2 separate regions of the Homo sapiens genome follow, and region 2 is linked to region 1. The links are chromatin loops, found by intact Hi-C in ENCODE. Cell type or tissue: OCI-LY7. All regions are shown on one strand.

Region 1 (8,000 bases):
TGCTGAGTTACAGGAGTTTATTCCCGCACTGAGCTGAGACCTGGGTTCAGCAGGTGGCCTCCTGCAGCCCAGGTTCAGCTGTCCTGTGCATGCAGAGCTGCCAGCGTCCTCTGCAGAAGATCACTATTTGAAGCAGCTCTCTCCCACGCTTTCCTTCTCCAAGCAGACAGCCGTGGTACTTCCAACCATTTTTCATGTGCTGTATTCTTGAGTCCTCTGTCATTCCTCTGGACACTTCCAGTTGACCCTGGAGGGTGGTGGCCAACAGTAAGTACAATGCCACATGTGGTTTTTTTCTAGTTAGACCAGGTTGGTCACCTCCCTGCCAGGGCAGATGGGGCAGTACAAACTAATATTGCAAGAGTTCATTTTAGCCACCTATCGCAAATTGCCTACAACTTCATATCTAAAACCCCGAAGTTCTGTTTCAACAAGATTCTTTGAAATGCAAGTGGTGAGACACAACTCAGATCGACACTGGAAAGGGAGTATCTTGGCTCACTTTATCTGTGAAGTTCAAGGGGTGGATGTGGCTTTAGGCAGGTCTGAAGCCCGTTTCGAATGAAGGTTTTTGTGGCTTTGTCTGTCTCTCTCTCCATTCCCGCTCTGCTGCCTCAGTTGAGTCTGATTCTCAGCTAGGGCCTCTCCATAGGGCAGCAGTGGCCCCAGGTGCTCCAGTCTCCCATCCTGTCTAGTGGCCCCAATGAAAAAGTGTGTCTTTCCCAAGAAGGCTGGCAGAAAGGTCCTGGGAGAACACTGGTCTGGGTCAATCCCACATTCCCCTGAGATCCCAACACCAAAGCAAAAACACAAGTGGGCTAATGGATTAGGGCCAAGTCTGGGTCTTCTGCATGTGTCTTTGGCCTCACCTTGCACAGTCTCCTGGGTTCAGTAGACTGCTTTACTCAAGGGACAGGGAAGCTTTAAGAAGCTGAAGCCAGTGTGCCTTCTGGCAACTGGCTGGCCCTGAAATACAGCTGTGTCCTTTAATAAAAGAAAGGTCTTTTTTTTTAAATCTGGGGGCAGGACTTCTCTGATGCAAACCATTTCAAAACCGTCCTATGTCCACTACACTTTGATAGTAGGGGTAGCATGATGCTATTTGGAAAATTATATAAAAGCAAGGAGAAAAAGGCCCTGTAGGTGTCCGGGGTATTGATGTCCAGCTGCCCAGGAATTCCAGGAGCTTCTAGAAAGATGTTTCCTGAGGATTTGTTGTAGTCAATGTATAAAGACATTAAAAATCAGAGTAAATCATTGGTTCACAGGCATGAGTAGACACATGACCTACATAAAAATTAAACAAACATATAAAACATCACAGGTATGGACGACACATCAGTCCCCGCATGCCATGAAGCCAGGGTTTTCCAGCAACTGGGGACTTGCCTACAGCAGAAAATCCCCGAGAGAGTCCTCCTCAATTAGGAGGGCGGAGGAGGAGAGAGGCTAAGAAAAGCGTCACAGGCCCAGAGATTAAATCCTTCCCATAGACCACAAAAGAGAGGCCAATTACAGGAAAATTTCATCTTAATGGCCGCTCTGATTGAATATTATCACTGCTGACTGTGAGTAACTCAGTATGTGTGAGTTAAGCCCTCTGCTTCACAGAAGAGAATACCCTCTGCCAATGAGCTGTGGCTTCAGGCTGTGTGATCTGTGCAAATGTATTGTAATTAATTGAGCTTTAAAAATTGACTTTGAAGGTCTCAAGGTCTTGGAAATGGCTGTTGGCTTGGAAAAAGGCATCTTCTGAGAAGGTGATCGAAGGTACTTAACTGACACGAAGCATCTCTAAATTTATTTATTTGGAGGGGGTAATTTTATTTAAAAAAAAATCTTTGTGTTCAAAATGGATAAAATTTACAATTTTAAAACATATTTTAGTATTAGAACAAAATAAAGAGCGGCTTAGTAAAGTTGGAGTTGAATGAGAACATCGGTGTGAGTTCACACACTTTAAAAGGGTTTCCGATTCTGTCACCGGAGCATGGACAGCCCCTGCTTCCCTCATTACATGTGTGTAGCCTGGACTCAGAGGGAAGCCCAAGGCCTTCAGAGAGAGAGCCCTGGATTTCAGCCTCTAATGCTCCTCTCCACAAACAGTGGCCAGAAATCCTTGGAAAGTCGCTGCTTCCATGGTGAAAACGGCGAAAATCAAGATGGGCGCAGCACATCTTGTGGTTGCCAGAGAATGTTTTTCAAAATATGTGAGATCTTGCTAAATAAAACAAAGAACCCCCACTAGCCAAAGTGATGTTTTGCATATCAAAAATAAAGTGCCCATCACAGTCCAGTGGAGCACATGAAGCCTTGAAGAGGTCCCAGTAACCCTACGAGAAAGGAGTCAGTCTCAGCTAAACCCAAGGGAACAATCTCAAATGATATGCAGAAACAAAGATATCACTAGAGTAAGCTGAAAAAATCAGTGTTCATGTCCTTTGTTCATTTTAAGACAAAATGTATTTTTTAAGACATTGGCAATGTAGAGATGAAGCGATCCAAACACTAGGGGAAGCATAAGTGTAGAAAATATTAGCTAAGTGAACCCTCATGAACAATTGCTCTTACCATGTGACCCAGCACTCATGCTCCATGGCGTTTGCCCGGAGCATGTGGATGCTTATAGCAGCTTTTTTCATAATTGCAGAAACTTGGAAGCAACCCAGATGTCTTCAGTAGGTGAATGGATAAATAAACTGTGGTGCATCCCAATATTGGAATATGATTCAGCACTAAAAAGAAATGAGCTATCAAGCCATGAAAAGATATGGAGGAAATTTAAATGCACATTATTTAAGTTAAGGAAGACAATCTGAAAAGGCTACACCCTGTATGAGTCCAACTCTATGACACCCTGGAAAAGGCAAAACTACGGAGACAATAAAAAGATCAGGGGTTGCCAAGGGTTGGATGTTGGGGAGGGATGAATAGATAGAACATAGAGGATTCTTCAGACAGTGAAACTACTCTGTCTGATACTATAATGGTGGATACACAGTATTATACAATCATCCAAACCCGTAGAATGTACAACACCAAGACTGAACCTCCAACTCCTGGGCTCAAGTGATCCTCTGCCTCAGCCTCCCGAGTAGCTGAAACTATTGGTGCACACGACCACATCTGGCCAATTTTTAAAAAATTACTATAGAGGCAGGATCTCACTATGTTGCCCAGGATAGTCTCAAACTCCTGGCCTCAAGCCATCCTCCTGCCTCAACCTTCAAAAGTGCTGGGATTGCCACCACCCAGGCTCGCCCCTGGTCCTTAGTTGGCAATAAAGTATCACTCTTGGCTCATCAGTTGCAACATCAGCATATCACAGTAATGCAAGAGGTTTACAGTGCAGGACATAGGGACTTGGTGAGGGGACATGAGAATCCTCTGCACATTCTGTTCAATTTGTCTCAAAATAAAATATATTCATTAAAATAAAACTACTAATTTCTTATCAACTCATCTCATAAAATGGACTGATGGGAGACTAAGTCAGTATCCTATTAGCAGACACAACCAGAAATTAAGAGTGGTCCCATGTCAAAGAGGTTTGCCCAAGCATTGCAGATACAGGACTGAACAGACTGCCATCCTGGCCGTCTCGAATGTCAATGTTAGTAATAGTTATTTTATTATGATGTTGAACTCATCATTTATAATGCCATATTTGTTGCTTCAGTTATCACATTTAACCTGTCACAAGCTTAAAAATACATATTCTTTAAAAAGATAGTTTGTGGATCAAGAACTCCCAGTTAAGCCTACTAGATGAGCTGTGTGTGTTTGTTGCTCTCCCTTCAAAAAAACTGCTAAAATAATAATTGAAAAGATACAAACCCACTTGTCGAAGGGAGAAGAGACCAACGGCAGACATAAGATTCCAGACGATTTTTGGAGAGTGGAAAGAGCACGCAGTTGACTTAGAAAAGCATCCCGGGCCGGGCATGGTGGCTCACGCCAGTAATCCCAGCACTTTGGGAGGCCAAGGCAGGAGGACTGCTTGAGGTCAGGAGTTCGAAACCAGCCTGGCCAACATGGCAAAACCCCATCTCTACTAAAAATACAAAAAAAAAAAAAAAATTAGCTGGGCATGGTGGCAGGTGGCAGGTGCCTATAATCCCAGCTACTCGGGAGGCTGAGGCAGGAGAATTGCTTGAGCCTGGGAGGTGGACGTTGCAGTGAGCCGAGGTCGTGCCACTGCACTCCAGCCTGGGTGACAGAGTGCGACTCCATCTCTAAAAAAGAAAAAGAAAAGAAAAGCACCATGGAGGTGGATAATATTTAGATCATGGTGTGAGTTGACCCTCCCTGCAAACCCCTGAGAGGCAGCTGGAATGAGGAGATGTGAGATGGGGCAGGAGCTACTCAGAGAGTGATGTGGCCACTGGGCCCCTTCCCCGTGAGCAGCCAAGAGACCTCCCCCCCACCACGTTCTCTCTCTCTCTCTGGAGACCAAGGGTCATCTTCCAGAGATGCAGCTTCCCAGAGGCTCTAGATCAGGGCACCAAATGAAGCAGTACTAAGGTGGGAAGACAAAGCACCTGACCGTGGGGCCTTCTGCCCTGCTCTCAATCAGCTCTTCAGCAAATATGTATCGAGTGCAACTTTGTACCAGGTACTCTTTCAGGGGATTTGATGGTGAACCAAACAGGCAGAGTCTCTGATCTCATGGAGCCTGCATCCCAGTAAGGCAGACAGGTAATATTAAAAGTGCTGGTATCCCTGGAAGAAATGAAAGTAGACGCTGGGACAGAGAGTGCAGGGCCATCTACTGTAGGTAGGAAGTCAGGGAGGCATCTTGGAGGAGGTGAATTGGAAGCAGAGACTTGCATGGGGAGGAGGAGAACTTCCAAGATATGGGGACAAGAATTCTGGCCATCAAAGGCCACGAGACAGGTGCACGCTGGGCTTGCTCAAGTAGCAGGGAGGAGGCTCGCTGGTGCCAGGCACGCAGTGATCCAGAGGAAAGTAGGAAATGAGCAAGGAGAGGCTGATGGGCCCCGGGTCCTGCAGGGTTTGAAGATGATGATGAGAACTTGAGACTGGATTCCAAAGGAGATGGGAAGTCACTGGGCGTGTGAACACTCAACGTCCTTTCTAAAAGCATCATTTTGGGAGGAGGGGGATGGTGTGGAAGCAGCCAGACTGGTCAGGAGGCTGCCGCAGAGCACCAGCCTCACCACTGGCAGAGCATTGCGCGTCACCACCCATGCCCGGCAGGAGGGAGGCGCAGTCTCCTTGGGCACTGATGAGTGGCCTTGGGGAAAGGAGCTCCACCCACCTGGCATCAGTTGAAAGGTGACAGAGCCCTGATCACTGCACAGTGCAGCCACCAGTATGCTGGACAGCAAAGACCAACACAAAAAACTTCCAAGTTTAAGCTTCTTCTTGAATTTTTAATGTTCAATTATGAAGCAGTTCAAACGTGCAAGTAAAAGAATACTATGACATCTATATCCTCAGCAAGATAAATCAGAAACTGATATTTCACTTTATTTGCTTCACATCTTTTTGTTTAAAAAAAAAGGAATGAGGGAACTAATAAGGAAAAGTACAGCTGTAGCTTAAGTCCTTCTTTCTCTCCCTTTCCTCCCAGGTCAACATTACTGTGAAATTTGTGTGCATTATACCCATTTTGTGCTTTTATTACATATTATTACATCTATAAACAATCTACATGATTGCTTTGTGTCCTCAAAATTACTTAAATGATATTATACAGTGTGTATCTTTCGCATCTTGCTTTATTCACTCAATATAATATATTTGAGGCCGGGCGCAGTGGCTCATGCCTGTAATCCCAGTACTTTGGGAGGCTGAGGTGAGCAGATCACCTGAGGTCAGGAGTTTGAGACCAGCCTAGCCAACATGGTGAAACCCTGTCTCTACTAAAAATACAAAAATTAGCTAGGTGTGGTGGTATGCTCCTGTAATCCCAGCTAATCGGGAGGCTGAGACAGGAGAATCACTTGAACCTGGGAGGCAGAGGTTGCAGTGAGCTGAGGTTGCACCTCTGCATTCCAGCCTGGGTGACAAGAGCAAAACTCCATCTCATAAAATGAAATAAACTCTATATATATATCTCATATGAGGGATGACTTATTTTAGCTGTTGAAGAGAGTGGCATTAAATGAACCAATCTCACTTTTTAGACATTCTCCTACTGTAATAACAGCAACATCAAACACTCATATAGCATTTGCAGTATGCCAGGTACTATCTAAGCACTTTATCTGCATTAAGTAAAGTCCACAAAATGAGCCTGTGATATATGATCTATTATGATAACCCTTTTAGAGATGAGAAAACCAGCTACAGAGAAGTTAAATACCTTGCTTCAGGTCACACAGCTGGTAAATGGCTGAGCTGGAATTTGAATCAAAAAAGTTTGGCTTCAGAATTGCTTTTTTAATCACGTACTGTGCTGTAAAAGAAGTTATTTCCAATATTTCACCATTATACAGAGTGCTGTAGTAAACATCCTTGTGCACATCTTCTTGTGTAAATACGGCAGTCTCTCTAAGGCAGACAGCCCAAAGTGGAACTGCTGGGTTATAGGATATGTGCATGCTTGGTGTGGTTGGCTGAGTAATGGCCCCCAAAGATGTCCATGTGGTAATCCCTGCAACTTGCTAATATGCTATTTTAGATGGGGAAAGGGACCCTGCAGGTGCGATTAAATTAAGGATTTGGGGGTGAGGGGGTTATGCTGGATTATTTGGGTGGGCACAATGTAATCACAAGAGTCCTTATAGGAGGGAAGCAAGAGGGTCAGAGTCACAGGAGATGTGATGTTGGAAAGAGAGGCAAAATGGGGAGAGGGAAAGACAGAGAGGAATTTGAAGATGCTGCATTGCTGGCTTTGAAAATGGAGGAAGGGGCTATGAGCCAAGGAATACAGGAAGCTTTTAGCAGCTGGAAAAGGAAAGAAGGTAGATTCTCCCCTATAACAACCGGAAGGAACTCAGCCGTGCTCACTTATCTTGGACTTTTGACCTCCAAAATGTAAGACAATAAATGTGTGTTGTTTTAAGCCATCAAGTTTGTGGTAGCTTGTTACAGCAATAATAGCATACTGATACCTCCGAAGTATGCAACAAGTAGCTGGGCAGTGGGGTGGACGTGCAGGATGTATGGAGGTGATTCATCCTCATGCAATGCCTGATGAGATGAATTTAAAGAAGCAGTAGGTGTCATCTCCACTAAAAATACAAAAATTAGCCAGGCATGGTGGCTTTTGCCTGTGGTCCCAGCTACTTCAGAGGCTGAGGCAGGAGAATCACTTGAACCTGGGAGGAAGAGGCTGCAGTGAGCCAAGATTGCACTACTGCACTCCAGCCTGGGCGATAGAGTGAGATTCTGTAAAAAAAAAAAAAAAAAAAGAATTACTCTGGATGCTAAGTAAAGAACAGACTTGAGGGCAGGACATAAAAGATGAAGAAGAGTGTCCAAGTACACCCAAACCTGTGCCTCCTGAGAAGCAATGTGAGAGGTTTGACACTTTTTGGAGAAATTGACATCACTGAAGTAATGAAGTAATCCAGCTACTCACTAAAAAAAAAAACCAGCAAATAACAACAACAAGCCCCAGAGAGAGATGACCAGTATCCAGAGTTGCTGCAGTATTTTATCTAAAATGTACAATTTTAACAAAACTCTAAAACATCCAATTTTAACAAAAAGTTAGGAAGCATGCAAGGAAAAGGAAAGCATGACTCAGAGACCAAAAAAAAAGCAGGCAACAGAAATTGTCTTTTAAAAAACTAAAAGAAGCCTGGCACAATGGCTCACACTTGTAATCTCAACATGTTGGGTGGCTGAGGTGGGAGGAGGTCAGGAATTGAAGATCATCCTGGACAACATAGTGTGATCCTGTCCCTACAAAAATGAAAATATCAGCTGGGCACAGTGGTGCACACCTATAGTCCCAGCTAATCTGGAATCTGAGGTGGGAGTATCACTTGAGTATCACAGGAGTTCAAGGCTGCAATGAGCTATGA
Region 2 (8,000 bases), 130 kb before region 1:
CCTCAAGCTGCAATGGAAAGTAGTCCCTAAAATGTGGAAAATAAAACTATCAGATGCCTCCTTTTTCCCTACAAAAATATGTGGCCACTTTGCTCAAATTCCATGTCACAGATATAAATTAAGCATAAACAAAAATACATAACATTTTATAAATTTTTAAAAAGAAGTTGTCTTTTCCCTCCTTCCAACCCTAAGCAAAAAAATAACAGCTCCCCTGGACTCACCGTTGTCTTCTTTAGAGGAAACAACCAGTGGAAAGCATCATTTTAAAACAGCATCATCTTCTCCCTCTCTTCTGCACCCTGAGTCTCTCACAAATCTACCCAGCTAAACACAAACAAAAAAACACACGAGCCAGAATGTGTAAACAGGACTCATATGTTCAAACAATTAAGTATGATCCTCCAATGACCTTAAGTGTCAAGAAGTAAGCCTTATTTTTTCATACAGAGGGCCACCACCAGTGATTTTTAGAAACTGAACTGTGTTCTTCACAGAAATGCAAAGACAGAGGATGGGGCACAGTTCAATTCTATTTTCACCAGAACCTTATCTTTACAGAGTAAACATATGTGTGATAGTAACCTTTACACTCTCAGAAACATTCACAAACAAATCCACCAACGCTACACTGAAGAAGGGCACAGCAGTGGTCAGAGCTGAGGATCCTCTGTCAAGAGTCAACAACAGCAGGAACTGTTTTCGGATCTCTCTGTTTCAGGAAGCTCAGCCACTAGCAACTTGGGAACCTGGATAGAAAAGATACCTGATTTTACCCACTCATCCCTGACCTCCAGAGAACAGTGCTACTGGAGGACCCCTTAAACAAAACAGGGGAGAACATATAGCAATGGGTGCAATTCTGAAAAAGAAAAATCAAGGGAGAATAGAAAGGAAACATGGTGGATGATATGAAGCACGAGTTGCATTCAGAGAAGTTGTGAGCAAGGCAGCAGATGAGAATAGAGAGCGTGTCTACCTATATACATTTCTCCCTTCGGGGTCACAGCAGTAAGGAGAAGGGAAAGAGAAGGGAAAAGGGGTAACTTGAAGCTGTAGGTGACCATAAAGTTCTTAACTGAAGGCACAAAAATTTTCTGTAACCATAACTTGCTACTCAAATACATCTACCTCTATAACAAATACCCAGTAAGACTAAAGTTGCTTTGACTCCATAACTGCTTTCCACTGTGACTGTATCTCCAACACTGAAGAAACCATGGTATAGTGAAAGAGCATGAGCTTTTCTTTTTTTTAGAGATGGCCTCGTGCTGTCACCCAGACTGGAGAGCAGTGGCACAATCGTAGCTAACTGCAGCCTCAAACTCTTGCCTCAGGTCCACCACACTTGGCTAACTCTTTTTTTTTTTTTTTTACTTTTTGTAAAGACAAGGTTTTGCTATGTTGACCAGGCTGGTCTTGAACTCCTTGGCTTCAAGCGACCGTACCACCTTGGCCTCCCAAGTTGCTGATATTACAGGTGTGAGCCACTGCCCCCCGCCGACTTTTAAACTGAATGTTGAAAATCATTCTGCTCTTTGCTGGGTAACACTGATCAAGTTGCTTAACCTTTGTGAAACCACTTTCCTTATCTGTAACAAAATGGACAAACAGAACTTTTTCCTTTCCTCTCGATATCAAACAAAAGCAAAAAGACAATGAAAAAAGTTTCGTGGAATTTTTGAACTCCATTTTCCATGGAACTAGGAGACAGGTATAATCTCCAGAATTCCAAGTACCTGTAAGGTCTGCCAGAGGCAGCTGAGATTGGGCAGAAACTGCAAAGAGCACAGAGAAATGAAAGATCCCAAGCACCATCAGCAAAAGCATGCTTGAAGGTGAAGAACACACCCTGAAAGACACGGCTGTAGTCCATGATTGCAAGTATGAGTGCGCGAATGGGACTGAAGCCCTCCAGGACTTATATCATTTCGAAGAATCAGAGGCAAGACCATTTAAAAAATCTCAGAGATGGATTACATTTGTAGGAAAACAGCCCTCTCTCTAGTGCATCAGAGATGGAGAGAGGCTCTGGGTTGTAAAGCCTGGAAAGCCATCCTGGAAGCTTCTCCATATCACAGTATCTCTTGAATAAAGCTGGTCTTGGAAAACCCAGCTCACTCAATGATGAGTAATAAAAAGGGAATTGGAAAAGCAATAAAAAGTTATTCTATAAAAAAAGTGAAAGAAAGCCATAAAACTTACTAATAGACGAATACTCCCTAGAATGTTGCTAGTGAGTAGATGAAAGCTGTGACCAAAATTTTGTCATTGTTTAAAACTTAATGAGGCAATCGCCTTGAAAGAGAGAGAGGGGGAGGAAGACAGAAGAGAGGGAGGGATGCACCACAGAGCACAAATATAAGAACTCAAGGAAAAAATAGTGAGAAAAAAAGAAAAGGTAGAATATGAACTAGAAGAGATCAGAAAAGAAATACTTAGGGGAAAAAAGTCACAGAAATGAAGATGAATTTCAAATGAGCATAAGACAGAATAGGTATTGCAGAATCCAAAGAAAGGGGTAGAGGAATGGATTAGAAAAGCCTAGAAATTGAAACTTAGGTAAAAGAAAAGGAAAAAGGATGGGGGAAAATGATAGGTTTGGATGAATGACAAATGAGAGTCAACAGATGCATAAAAAGAATTCCTACAAAATAAAAACAAGCAATAGAATGAAACAAATATTTAAAGGTATTATTCAAGAAAAATGTCCTAAATACAAGGAGATTTAAATCTACATCCTGAAAAGGCACCCAGGCCATTCCAAAATGGACCCAGAACAGTCAACAACCAGGAATATTCTAGTAAAATTGGACTTAATAAATCTGACTTTAAAGATAAAGAACAACTCTCTGGGCTATGTTTATGGTTTGGATATTTAACCCCTCCGAGCCTCATGCTGACATTTGATTCGGGTTGGAATCTCATGAATAGATTAATGCCCTCCCTAGTGAGTGAGTTCTCACTCTGTTAGCTGCCTGGGAGCCGGCTGTTAAAAGAGTCAGGCACCTCCCTGCACTCTCTTGCTTCCTCTCTCACCGTGTGATCTCCGCACACGCCAGCTCCACTATGCTTTTCAGCCATGAGTGGAAGCTTTCTGGGGCCCTCACCAGAAGCAGATGCTGACACCATGCTTCTTGTACAGCCTGTAGAACTGTAAGCCAAATAAACCTCTTTGTAAATTACCCAGCCTCAGGTAGTACTTTATAGTAACACTACACAGACTAAGTAATTAGGCAAAAAGAAAAAGAAATCAAGTCATCTATAAGAAGGAAATGCATTAAACTAGCCACGTATTTCTTCACAGTAATACTCTATGCCACAAATCCATATGTTACTGCTTCAAGATACTTAAAATACTTAAGCAAATAAAGTATAAGCCAAGAATTTATACCCAGCCAGGCATTCCTTCAAGCAAAAAGACCACTGACTAACAGTTTTGAACACACAGGCATTCCGGAATTCCTGACCCAATGAATCCAAGAGACAATCAGGAAAATAAAAGCAAAAGAACTGGCAATTGAATTCATTTAACTATAGAACTAAGATTAAAACAAATGTGATGATTAAAGTGGTCAACCAAATCTAAATGTAATAACTAGTGACAATGTAAAAATCATACAACCAGCAAAAATTGTAGTGTTGGGGGAGAGTAGTAAAAGATGGTGGGAGACAGGGTAATGTCACTGACTGCCTTATCCCTAGTGGCTGAGAATCAACAGGTATCATTCAAATGTGATGAAAAAAGTAATATACATATGAAGATATCTAACAGTATGACAGTAAATACTAATAAACTGACTAATAACAAGTAAGGGCGTGTAGTGAGGGGATAGGAAGGAAGAGAACATGTGCTCGACACCAATGCTCATGGTAGAAGCTTCCCTCTAACGAACCAGAGGAGTGAAGACATTCCCTAAAGTTATAATCAAAAAGGTTACTATTAGGAAAAATACAAATATCAAAAACATCAACTTACCAACTTAAAATAGGCCCAATAAGAAACCACTTTAAAAACTATAAAAACAGAAAACATGACAGAACTCAGACAAAACATGAAAGCATAATAAGTCACATAATGAAAAAGACTTGAAAACTATAAGACAGAAAATATAAAATGTGACATAACTTAGATAAAACATAATTGTCATATCAATAATGTAAATGAGCTAAGTTTATCAATTAAAAACTTTTCAGATAAAGCTATGACATAAAATTCAACCCATTCTCAGAAAAGAAATCGTTGAGGGGAACTTCCTCAACTTGATAAACAACATCTACAAAAAACCAGCTAATATCATACTTAATGATGAGAAACTAGAAACTTTCCTGCTAAGATCAGAAACAAGGCAAGGACATCCTTCTCACCACTAGTTTTCAAGATTGTACTATAAGCCCTAGCAAGTGCAATAAGACAAGAAAAGGAAAGGAAATAAAAGGCACACTGATTGGGAAAGAAGAAATAAAACTGTCTTTGTGTACAGATACCAAGAAAATCCAGAAGAATCAATAAAATTCTGAAACTAATAAGCAACTATAGCAAGATTCTAGGATACAAAGTTAATATATAAAGGTTAATTGAGGCCGGGTGCAGTGGCTCATGCCTGTAATCCTAGCATTTTGGGAGGCCAAGGCAGGCAGATCATGAGGTCAGATCAAGCTCATCCTGGCTAACACAGTGAAACCCTGTCTCTACTAAAAATACAAAAAATTAGCCAGGCGTGCTGGCACATGCCTGTAGTCCCAGCTACTCGGGAGGCTAAGGCAGGAAAATCTCTTGAACCCAGGAGGTGGAGGTTGTGGTGAGCCAAGATTGCACCATTGCACTCCAGCCTGGGCAACAAGTGTGAAATTTCATCTCAAAAAAAAAAGAAATAAAAAAGGTAATTGCTTTCCTATAGACCAGCGAAGAACAAATGAAATATGAAATTTAAAATATAATACCATTCAAATTATCACTCCCAAAAGAAAATACTTAAACATAAATCTAACAAAATATATACAACATCTATATGGAGAAAACTATAAAACTCTGATGAAAGAAATAAAAGAGGAACTACATAAATGGACAGATGGTCCATGTCCATGGATAGGAATACTCAATATTGTCAACATGTCAGTTCTTCCCAGCTTCATCAATAGATTCAATGCAATTGCAATCAAAATCCCAGCAAGTTATTTTGTGGGAATCAACAAACTGATTCTAAAATTTACAAGGAGGGGCAAAACACTCACAGTAGCCAACACAATATTGAAGAAGAACAAATTCAATGTGCTAGCACTACCTGACTTTAAGACTTATTATAAATCTACAGTAATGGAGACAGTGTGGTATTGATGAAAAATAGACAAATAGAACAAGAGAACATAATAGAAATTCCAGAAAGAGACTGATATAAAAATAGTCAATTGATCTTTGACAAAGGAGCAAAGGCAATAAAATGGAGCAGACAGTATTTTCAACAAATCGTGCTGGAACTACTAGGTATGCTCATGCAAAAATAAATAAACCTAGACACATACCTTACACCCTTCACAAAAATTAACTCTAAACAGATCATAGAACTCAATGTAAAACACAAACTATAAAACTCCCAGAAAATAACATAGGAGATGATCTGCGGAATGGCAACAATTTCTTAGATTCAACACTAAAGGCATGATCCATAAAAGAAATAATTGATAACCTAGACTTCATTAAAATTAAAGACTTCTGCTATGTGAAAGACAATGCCAAGAGAATGAGAACACAAGCCACATACTGGGAAAAAATATTTTCAAAAGACACATCTGTTAAAAGACTGTTATCCAAAACATACAAAGAATTCTTAAAACTCAAAAATAAGAAAACAAACAACCCAATTTAAAAATAGGACAAAGACTTTAACAGATAGTCTCTCAAAGATATAGAGATGGCCAATAAGCATATGAAAAGATGCTTCACATTACAGGTCATCAGGAAAATGAAAATTAAAAACACAATGAAATACCACTACGCACCTATTAGAATGGCCGAAATCCAGAACACTGACAATACCAAAAGCTGGCAAGGATGTAGGGCAACAGAACTCTCATTTATTGATGGTGGGAATGCAACATGGTACCATCACTTCAGAAGACAGTTTGACAGATTCTTAAAAAAACTAAACATACTCTTAGCATATGATCCAGCAATTGCGCTCGTTGGTATTTACTAAAAAAAAGTTAAAAACTTACAACCATGCAAAAACCTACTTACGGACACTTATAGCAGCTTTATTCATATTTGCCAAAACCTGGAAGTAACTACCATGTCTTTCAGTAGAAGAGTGGATAAACAAACCATGGTACATCCAGATAATGAAATGTTATTCACCACCAAAAAAAAAAAACAAAAAAAATGAGCTATCAAGCCACAAAAAGGCATAGGAGAACATGAAACGCATATTACTAAATGAAGAAGCTACTCTGAAAGGCTACGTACTCTATGATTCCAACCATATGACATTCTGGAAAAGGCAAAACTATGGAGACAGTGAGAATCAGTGGTTGCCACAGGTTGAGGGGAGGGAGAGATGAACAGGTGAGGCACAGAGGATTTTTAGGGCAGTAAGCTACTGTATATGATACTCTGATGGTGAACACATCATTAAACATTTGTCCAAACTCACAGAATGTACAACACCAAGAGTGAACTCCACCATAAACTATGAACTTTCAGTGATGATGTTTCAGTATGGGCTCATTAATTGTAACAAATGTACCACTGTGGTGTGGGATGTTGATGGCGGAGGAGGCTGGTTATGCAAAGGTGAGAGGTATATGAGAAAATTTTTGTAGTGTCTGCTCAGTTTGGCTGTGAACTTAAAACTGCTCTAAAAAATACTTTTAAAAAATTCAACCCAAAAAAGAATGTTTTGTGTTTTGCTCACCTTGCTACAAATAAATTTTAAATTCTGAATAAAATGAAGTTTCTAAGAACGTATAATTTACCAAAACTTGTTGTACCAAGCTATTTGAACTCAATTCCACAGGAAGAAATAGAGAAGATTATCAAAGGCTACCCACCCCCTGCAAAGAGCGCTAAGACAGTTTCTCTGGAGAAGTCAACTACCACTTACAATTCTAAAGCCATCTGGCAGGTGCCATGGCACACACCTGAAGTCCCAGCTACTTGGGAGGCTGAGGCAGGAAGATCACTTGAGCCCAGGAGTTCAAGACCAGTCTGGGCAAGAGAGCAAGATCTTGGCTCTAAATAAAAATTATTTTAATAAAAGAAAATTCCGAAGATACTTATACTTCTCTAGAAAAGAGAAACAGAGAAACCTCCAAGTTGTTACAAGAAGTACAAATGACACTGATATTAAAGCCTAACAGAGCAAACAAAAAGTATACTGTTCATGGTTATAGTCAGTAGAAAAATCATAAAGCATTGCAAGATTAATCCAACATTAAGGGCAAAACATAATCAAGTGCAGTTTATTTAGGAAATGAAAACATAGTTCAACATTAGAAATTTATTATCAAAATTAGTTACACTGATCATGTTTAATAAACACCAGATGCAAAACTCGGAAGAAAACATGAATACTTCCATCACCACCGTATTTTAACGCTGCACTGGAGGTACTAATTAATGTGGTCAGATAACAGTTACAGAAAGAAACTGGAGGGCTTATTTTCTCTTTTTTCTTTTTCTTTCTTTTTCTTTTAACATCATGGTGTGGAAAAATACTCAAACTTTTCCTCTGCTCTCACAACACAACAATCAACACAGAAGTCTTCTGAGAGCAAATGTGGGGAGGGGGCTTCCCCACACACCAACCAAGCAAGTAGTTCTGCATGGACACCCCCTGGGTGAACTGTCCTCCAATTCAACTCAGTTCTGACACTCCCTACCTGGAGACAGCATCAGATCACACAGGTTGTTGGCTCAGTCCCCAAGACTACCCTCAACTTGTGACCTGTCCTTCTGGCTGACAAGCTATAAATCGGGATTCCCACATCCCCCTTCTTGGGTT

The links. Hi-C counts contacts between places; a loop is a spot of excess contacts. Peaks named below come from ENCODE experiments on the same cell type or tissue, not always from the same donor. Only the 100,000 strongest peaks of a DNase experiment are listed, where the experiment ranks them.
Region 2: it touches region 1 in a loop (2.1-fold over the local background); 5 of 110 quality-filtered maps call a loop at or near these places.

What each region holds. Positions count from the first base shown.
Region 1 is chr18:13,200,020-13,208,019 of GRCh38, reverse strand. It overlaps LOC124904255 (a long non-coding RNA gene), which reads left to right. Exons shown (of 2, transcript XR_007066300.1): 2 at 2,651-4,249. Among named protein-coding and RNA genes, the nearest start is that of LDLRAD4, 15 kb to the left of the region's middle. In OCI-LY7, no CTCF peak of the experiment used is centred here; no DNase peak of the experiment used is centred here.
Region 2 is chr18:13,331,116-13,339,115 of GRCh38, reverse strand. All of the region lies in intron 2 of LDLRAD4 (low density lipoprotein receptor class A domain containing 4), which reads right to left. Among named protein-coding and RNA genes, the nearest start is that of LDLRAD4-AS1, 92 kb to the left of the region's middle. In OCI-LY7, no CTCF peak of the experiment used is centred here; no DNase peak of the experiment used is centred here.